Linked DNA regions of Homo sapiens: region 2 is linked to region 1. The links are chromatin loops, found by intact Hi-C in ENCODE. Cell type or tissue: dorsolateral prefrontal cortex. All regions are shown on one strand.

Evidence for each region. Hi-C counts contacts between places; a loop is a spot of excess contacts. Peaks named below come from ENCODE experiments on the same cell type or tissue, not always from the same donor. Only the 100,000 strongest peaks of a DNase experiment are listed, where the experiment ranks them.
Region 2: it touches region 1 in a loop (6-fold over the local background); 9 of 110 quality-filtered maps call a loop at or near these places.

The regions. Positions count from the first base shown.
Region 1 is chr9:101,306,616-101,310,615 of GRCh38, forward strand. It overlaps PLPPR1 (phospholipid phosphatase related 1), which reads left to right. Exons shown (of 8, transcript NM_207299.2): 5 at 2,596-2,846. Among named protein-coding and RNA genes, the nearest start is that of BAAT, 76 kb to the right of the region's middle. RefSeq lists a silencer at 572-866. In dorsolateral prefrontal cortex, no CTCF peak of the experiment used is centred here; no DNase peak of the experiment used is centred here; H3K27ac peaks cover 610 bases.
Region 2 is chr9:101,238,858-101,242,857 of GRCh38, forward strand. The region is part of intron 2 of PLPPR1 (phospholipid phosphatase related 1); the gene reads left to right. The region is part of intron 1 of LOC105376182 (a long non-coding RNA gene); the gene reads right to left. Among named protein-coding and RNA genes, the nearest start is that of BAAT, 140 kb to the right of the region's middle. In dorsolateral prefrontal cortex, no CTCF peak of the experiment used is centred here; no DNase peak of the experiment used is centred here; H3K27ac peaks cover 3,022 bases.

The DNA of each region.
Region 1 (4,000 bases):
CATAATTGGCTTTGGCTTCTCTGAAGTAAGAAACAACACAGATGGAGCAGAGCCTTAAGATAAATAGAACCATCTGAGGGGTGTGGGGTTACAGAAATGAAAAATATCTATTAAAAAATATGATCTCACCTGAAGAATTTTAGACTCCAAGCCAAGATACAGAGACATTTTTAAAACATCTTCAAATCATACCTTGCAATACTGGAGACCAAATGGTGTTTCATCTGACTCTAAGGGCAAAAGTAGCTGTTTTTAGCTTCTGAGGCTTGTAAAAATACACACAAGGAGCGTAGGGTGAAGTAAGAGAGAGATGGCTTGAGTTCCTTTGGAAAAGCCCTGTATGATCTGACATGGTCTGTGAGTTACCAGTGCAGGTTCCACCGCGCTTTGTTGGTGTGGCCTGCATGGGGCAGGTGGGCTTCCCAGGCTGATGCGGTACTTCCTGAAGCTGGATCAAATGCACCAGAATGAAGTGGTTGGACAGCGGATGCTCCTGAAGCCAGCAGAAGAAACAGACACAATCCACAGAAGGCAGAGAGAAGAAGAGAAGCTACTTTCAGCCTTGGCATACAGGACAATGGTGTGGAGAGCTGGCCACCATACAATCGCTGTGACCACAGAGCTGGCACTGACCCAAGGAACCTAGAAATCCTCTGCCAAAGAAAGAATAAAACCTGCCCTAATTGGAAACACTTCTGACAAAATGCCAAAGGGAGATCCTGCCACTTTTCCTTTTTCAGATCGTAAATCACCCTAGTTTCCTGGAAAAGTTATGTCTGGACAGACTTATTGCCCCTTGAAAGACCCAGCAACCTGGTCTTTGAAAATCTTGCTGGAAGATGTAGAAAATCTCCAACCATTCAGACTTCCAGTACCTGGGGGTGAAAACTGCCTCGGATGATCAATGAATGCCTGCTCTCAGAGGTCAGACCCAATGAGTATGAGCCAGCAGAAGCTTAAGAGCTAGTTCTCATTATGATAAAGCACATTCTGGCAAGGCCACAAAAAGAAAGATGATGGCAATCAGCACAGATACAAATGAAAACCAGACGAAGGTTTCAGCCAAACTAGTCTTCACTTCTGCTATAATGGATTAATTTTTGGGTGCTGAAGTCAGCACAATTTGCAGATTCAGAACACTGAATACGGGAGTCAAAATTGGGTAGACATTTAGTTGAAACTATAGCAGACTCTTGACATTTACAAGGGTTAATGCTGCCTCTCGCACTTGTCAACTTCTACCTTCAATTGCATATAATACATCTTCATCTCTTCAACCCACTTATAGCTCTACACAGCCTTTCTCAGTGCATAGATGTAATATACAGGCCTTGAAATAACTCACAGCAAAGCTTTCTGTAAGGAAACCTCTGCATGTTCAAGCTTGTTGGGGCTAATCCTCTGGAATTTACCAGAGAACAAATAAAATCCAGGAAGTATAGCCTACTCACAGGGTTTTCAGACCAACAGCAAAACCAGAATAATGCACCCTTCCCCACCAAAGGATGATCATGTCCCTGGAAACTGAATGTTACCTTACATGGCAAAAGGGAATGCAGGTGTGGTTGAAGTTGTGATAGGGAGACTATCCTGGATTATCCAGATATAATCACAAGGGTCCTTATAAGAGACAGGCAGGAGGCTCAGAGTCAGAGGAGATACAACAGTGAAGGCAGAAGTTGGAATGATGTGAAGTGCTGGAAAGAGGCCATAAGATAAGGAATGAAGGCAACTTCTAGAACACATGGAAAAGGAAAGATGTGGATTATACCCTGAGCACTTAGAAGGAACACAGCCCTGCCAATGCTTTGAGTTTAGCTTAGTGGAACCTATTGTAGGCTTCTGAATTCCAGAATACAGAAGTCTGAAGGGGATACATTTGTGTTGTAAGCCCCTCGGTTTGTGGTAATTTGTTATAGCAGCAATAGGAGGCTATTGGTCAACAACATTTGTTTTTAACACTTTTCCTTTATTCTCATTTTCTGTTTCCAACATCAAATGAAACTCCAATTCAAGCAAAGTTTCTAGAATAATTTTTTTAAAAGACAATTCCATAAGATCCTCCTTTACTCTCACCTGCCATGTTGTAAATAACTCCTCCCAAGATGATTTACATTTCCAAGTAGAATCAGGGAGAAGGTATTTCGTATAGAAGGAGAGAGAACTGATGTTGATTAATTACGTAGACACCATAGCAAGTATTTTGCACGTAGATTATTCTCTTTTCCCCAAACTACCCCCTACTCCATTTTGCAGCAAAGGTAACCAAGATTCAAGAAAGATAAATAACTTATACTCTGAATGAGTCACCACTGATGTGTCTATATGACTCCAAAATTCAAATTATTTTCGTTAGACTGTGCTTTTTCTAAACTACCGATACAAAACCATAAAGTCCTAACAGTAGAATGTCTACATCAATTTGGAAGAAATGGTGATTTGGGAAGCAGGTACCACTCCTGGAAAGATACTCCGGGGAGTACTTAGAATCATTTTGATAGGTCATCATGGACTCTCACCGCTGTTTTCTCTTAGGAGAAAAATGCAATTGACAGAGTATGTTACCATTCCTAATGATTTTAAATCTTCTTATAGGGGTGTTTGCATTTGGACTTTTTGCTACTGACATTTTTGTAAACGCCGGACAAGTGGTCACTGGGCACTTAACGCCATACTTCCTGACTGTGTGCAAGCCAAACTACACCAGTGCAGACTGCCAAGCGCACCACCAGTTTATAAACAATGGGAACATTTGTACTGGGGACCTGGAAGTGATAGAAAAGGCTCGGAGATCCTTTCCCTCCAAACACGCTGCTCTGAGCATTTACTCCGCCTTATATGCCACGGTGAGTGTGCAAGTCTTGTCTCTCCTAAGTCCAGTTTTTGATAGGATGTGTGTCTCCCTGCCCTGTCTCCATTCTTTCATTGTCACTTATAGCGACTCTTAAATTTATGTATGGCATATTTCTCTACATTATGCTATTGATATACTAGCCCCCCCACACACACACTTCTACCCCACTTTCAATCTCCTGATCTGCCAGAGGATATTAGTTCTGGAATGTTTTGATAATCACCTAATTACATCCTCCCATTTACAGATGTGAAAGCAGGGTCCCACAGTATAGCTAAGATCATACAACCAGAGCAGGGACCCAGACTCCTGGTACTGTGTCTGAGATTTTCTTACCTCCCACAACAGTACTCTTTGTCAAGGTTTTCGTTGGTTTCGGAACAGCACACCTTCTCACACCTGCCTAGAAATTTGCAAGCATGGGCCTTATATGAATGACTGCTCCAACAACATGCAGACCCAGGATACACAGCTTTCCTTTGCTCTGGCACTTTTCTCCATGACTTTGCTAGGAGACAGGGATGATCCTAGAAAAACCTCAACACCCCAGAGTATGTTTCTCATTGTCCCCCAGATCGCACAGCCATTGACTGCCCCACTGGGGTATAATTTTCTCTGGTTTTCTTTTTGTTCTAGTAACAGAAAAACCAAAGTATGTCCCACATCTTAAAGAACAATGGTGTCTCTCTTATTTTCCAACTTTTTAACTGTATTCATTTTGGAAATAACTTCATTTCACTCTTGTCTGGCTTATGCATTCTTAGGACCCAGAATATAGACATGCAGAGATCAGCTCAAAGGCTCCACGGGCTGATACGATATTGCTGGTGGACATCAGGTGCATTTACCAGTGGCAGAGCAACTGTTGGCCCAAAACACCCCCTTTCCTTACTTCAACTTATTTTATATTCAGAATATGACTAGTCTGGTAATTCTCAATGGAAAGTGTGGGAATGGAAAAGACAGAAGGAAGCCTCCTTTCAAACTGTCCATTCTTCCCAAACATCTGAGTATGCCCTCAACCCACCCCCCAGGGAGATGCTACCCTTCCTGTCACTGAGTGTAATTGCAGGAGGCATGTTCTGCCTCTGCGGGAAGAAAACGGGTCTGTGCCTTCACCCCTAGGGTGGAAAAAAGGCAAAAACT
Region 2 (4,000 bases), 68 kb before region 1:
TCTATTCATTAACCAACCTCTCTTTATCCTCCTTTCCTTCTTACCCTTCCAGCTTCTAACAATCGCAGTTCTATTTTCCCCTTCTATGAGCTCACTTTTTTTTTTTTTAGCTCCTACACATGCAGTGTTTCTCTTTCTGTGCCTGACTTAACATAATATCCTCAAGGCTTACTCATGCTGAATAAATAGCTGAATTTCATTGAGTGTGTGTGTGTGTGTGTGTGTGTGTGTACATATATACCATATTTTCTTTATGCATTTATTTGTTGGTGGACATTTAGGCAATTCTGTATCTTTGGTATTGTGATTAGAGTGGCAATAAACGTGGGGGTGCAGGTATCACTTCCATATACTTCCTTTCCTTTGGATGAATACCCAGTAGTGGGATGGCTGGATTGCATGGTAGTTTTATTTTTAGTTTTTTCAGAAAGTTCCATACTGTTTTCTACAATGGCTGTACTAATTTACATTCCTACCAGCAGTGTATGAGTTCCCTTTTTGGGGACTAGAGGTGGGAGAGAGGGAGGTAAGGGTAGAAAGACTGTTGGGTACTCTGCCTAGTAATGGGTGATGGGATAATTCATACCCCAAATCTCAGAATCATGCAATATATCCAGGTAACAAACCTATACATGTGCCCCTAAATCTAAAATAACAGTTGAAAAAATAAGATTTGATTCCTAAAAAACAGTAACAGTTCCTTTTTCATTGCATCCTTGATAGCAGTTATTTTTTCATAATAGGCATTCTAACTGGGATGAGAAAATAATTCATCGTGGTTATGATTTGCATTTCCATGGTAACTAGGGATGTTGAACATTTTTTCATGTACCTCTTGGCCATTGGTATGGCTTTTGAGAGATGTCTATTCGGATCATTTGTCCATTTTTAATCAGATTTTTATTGTTGAGTTATTTGAGCTCCTTGTATATCCTGGATATCCCCTTGTTAGATGAATAGCTTGCAAATATTTTCTCCCATTCTACAGGTTCTTCCTTCACACTGTTGTTTCCTTTGCTGTGCAGAAGCTTTTGAGTGTGATATAGTTCCATTTGTCTATTATTTGTTGTTGTTGCCTGTGCTTTTGAAGACTTACCCATAACATTTTTGCCTAGACCAATGTCCTAAAACATTTCTCTTAAGTTATCTCCTAGTAGTTTTATAGTTTCAGGTCTTACATTTAAGTCTAATTCATTTTAAGTTGATTTTTGTAAATGATGAGAAATAGGGGTATAGTTTTATTCTTCCGCCTATGGAGATCCAGTTTTTTTCTGCATCACTTATTGAAGAGGGTGTCCTTTTCCCAGTGTATATTCCCAGCACCTTTGTTGAAAAATCAGTTTACTCCGAATATGAGGATTTATTTATGGGTTCTCTGTTCCATTTCATTGGTCTGTATGTCTGTTTTTATACCAATACCATGCTGTTTTGCTTAGTATAGCTTTGCAGTATATTTTGAAGTCAGGTAGTGTGATGTCTCCAGCTTTGTTATTTTTGCTAAGTACTGCCTTGGCTATTCAGGGTCTTTTGTGGTTCCATACAAATTTTAGAATTGTTTTTTTCTCTTTCTCTGAAGAATATCATTGGCATTTTGATTTGGGATTTCATTGCATCTGTGGATTTCTTTGGGTAGCACAGTCATCTTAACAATATCAATTCTTCTAATCTATTAGGATGACATGAAAAAATTACTGTCTTTGAACTAAGTAGAAAAGAGACAATTTCAGCTTCTATGAAAATGTGACTTGAATGTTCTTCGAAAGATTCAATCTCACGGTTCCTTCATAAATGCCTTGAAATTGTTATCCAACCTCCCTTCTTAGCCCACATATTTTTAAGCAAGCAGTGTCAGACGAGGATTTCCAATAAAGTTGGGAAATTACTGAAGTTGGATTAAGGTTTAGGAAAATCAGCCAATGTCTTACAAGGCCAACTGGATCTTTGTTAAATGCTTGTCATTCCATTGAGTGCCCTGCCACTTCAGGCAGATGTAGAATCAGGATCCTGGTGCTTTCTGTGTAAGTCTCATTCCCTCCTTTTATTTGCAGTGCTATTTGCTAAGTGTATAGGTAGCCAATAATGAAGGCATTGCCATACTTTACTTGAACACGGTAAAACAAGCAATGACCTTAAGCCATTAATAACTGGGACCAATAGCCACACAAGTGTTCATGGGCTTGTTTTGCTACCATGTCTTCAAAGTTGCTTTTTGCTATTATAATTTTCTAAAAATAATGCAAGATGGTTGTATGTCTTGTGTTCTTTCCAAAGCAGACACTGAGATGGAATAGGTACATGAAAGGTTTATTGGGGAATATACATGTGAAGAGAGAGGCAGCAGTACTGGGCAAGTGGAGACATTGCTCATGATGCAGACAGATGAGGTCTCTGTGAGCCTAAGGGAGTTGTTCTAGGGCAAAGATTGCTCATTCAAGGAGTCCTCAGTTGTACAGAAATGGCTAGACCAGGGGTGTCCAGTCTTTTGGCTTCCCTGGGTCATACTGGGAGAAGAACAATTTCCTTGGGCCACACATAAAATATACTAACACTAACAGTAGCTGATGAGCTTTGAAAAAAATCACAACAAAATCTCATGTTTTAAGAAAATCTATGAATTTGTGTTGGGCCACATTCAAAGCCGTCCTGAGCCACATGCAGCCTATGGGCTGCTGGCTGGACAAGCTTGAGATAGACCTTCACACCCCATTTTGGTTAGCCATTGACTGGGGACACCTAAGAATGTGGCGTTGGCTACCATTGCCTTATGGCAATGGCTACTCAGCCATTGGCTGGGGCCTTATCTGAAAAGAGCAAGCTCACAGCTCAGATATGAGGTAGACGACCCTGAAGGAGCTAACAGCTGGAGGGTGCCAGATAATCACATTCCTTGTAACTGGGCAGCAAAACCTTTCTTGAAGGAAGATCTGAGTGGTAAAAGTCAGTTTTTGGCACAACGGTTTATCGTTACCAAATCAATCAATCAACATTTGTAGTGGTTGCTTTAGCTGTTTCTGGGTAACAAACCACCCTATTTTAATAGTTAAAAGCCCCAAATGTAATCATTTATTTTTTAAAATGCATTTTATTTTGCACAGAAATTTGTGGATCAGGAATTCAGAAAGAATCTGGCTGATTGGCTCTTGCTTAGGCTTTTCATGTGGCTGCAATTATCTAAGTTATCTACCAGGGAATCCAAAATGGTTCAGAAGTCATTGGCAGTTGAAGCTGCCTGTTAGCTAGGAGTTTGCTGGCACTAACAGCACCAACATGTGTCCTCTTTATGAGCCTTGGGCTTCTCACAGTATGAAAATGAGTGAGTGACTTTGGAGTGTGGGTACTTCAAGAAGAGACATTCCAAGAGACCAAGGGAGGAGCTGGAATTCTTTTTTTTTTTTTTTCTCTGATATAGTCTCGGAAATCTTGCCATACCCTTTTAATCCCATGCTATTGGTCAAGCAAACCACCTTCAGGGAGAGGAGAATTAGATTCAACCTCTCAGTGAGAGAAGCAGCAAAGAACAAATTCTTTGCTGTCAACTTTGATCTTCCATCTTTGTGTTTTATTAGAATAAGAGTGCTTGCTCTCAATTCTATTACAGTAGATACTGTTAAAATTCTTTTTGATTTGTGATGCCTCACCAAAATGATTTCCATTTCTTCAATCATTGCTTCTTTGACATGATGTTGGTGCCTGATTGTTCTCTTAATGTTTTTCAGTTTATATCTGCCTTAATCTAAGAGCAGCATCATACCAAGTATTCTAAATATAGACTGATCACCCTACAGAAAAGCAGAACTATCACTGCCTATATGTTCTAGAACTGCTAATGGAGCCATGGGAGACAGAAGCTTTTGTGGAAGTGATGCCACAATATTCATGCACATTGAGTTAACCTATTCCAGAAACATTAATTAAGTGCTCACTGTGTACTGGTAACTATAAGTACTGAGGCTACAATGATAACTAGAACTTGGCAACTTTCCTTGAGGAGCTCACAGTT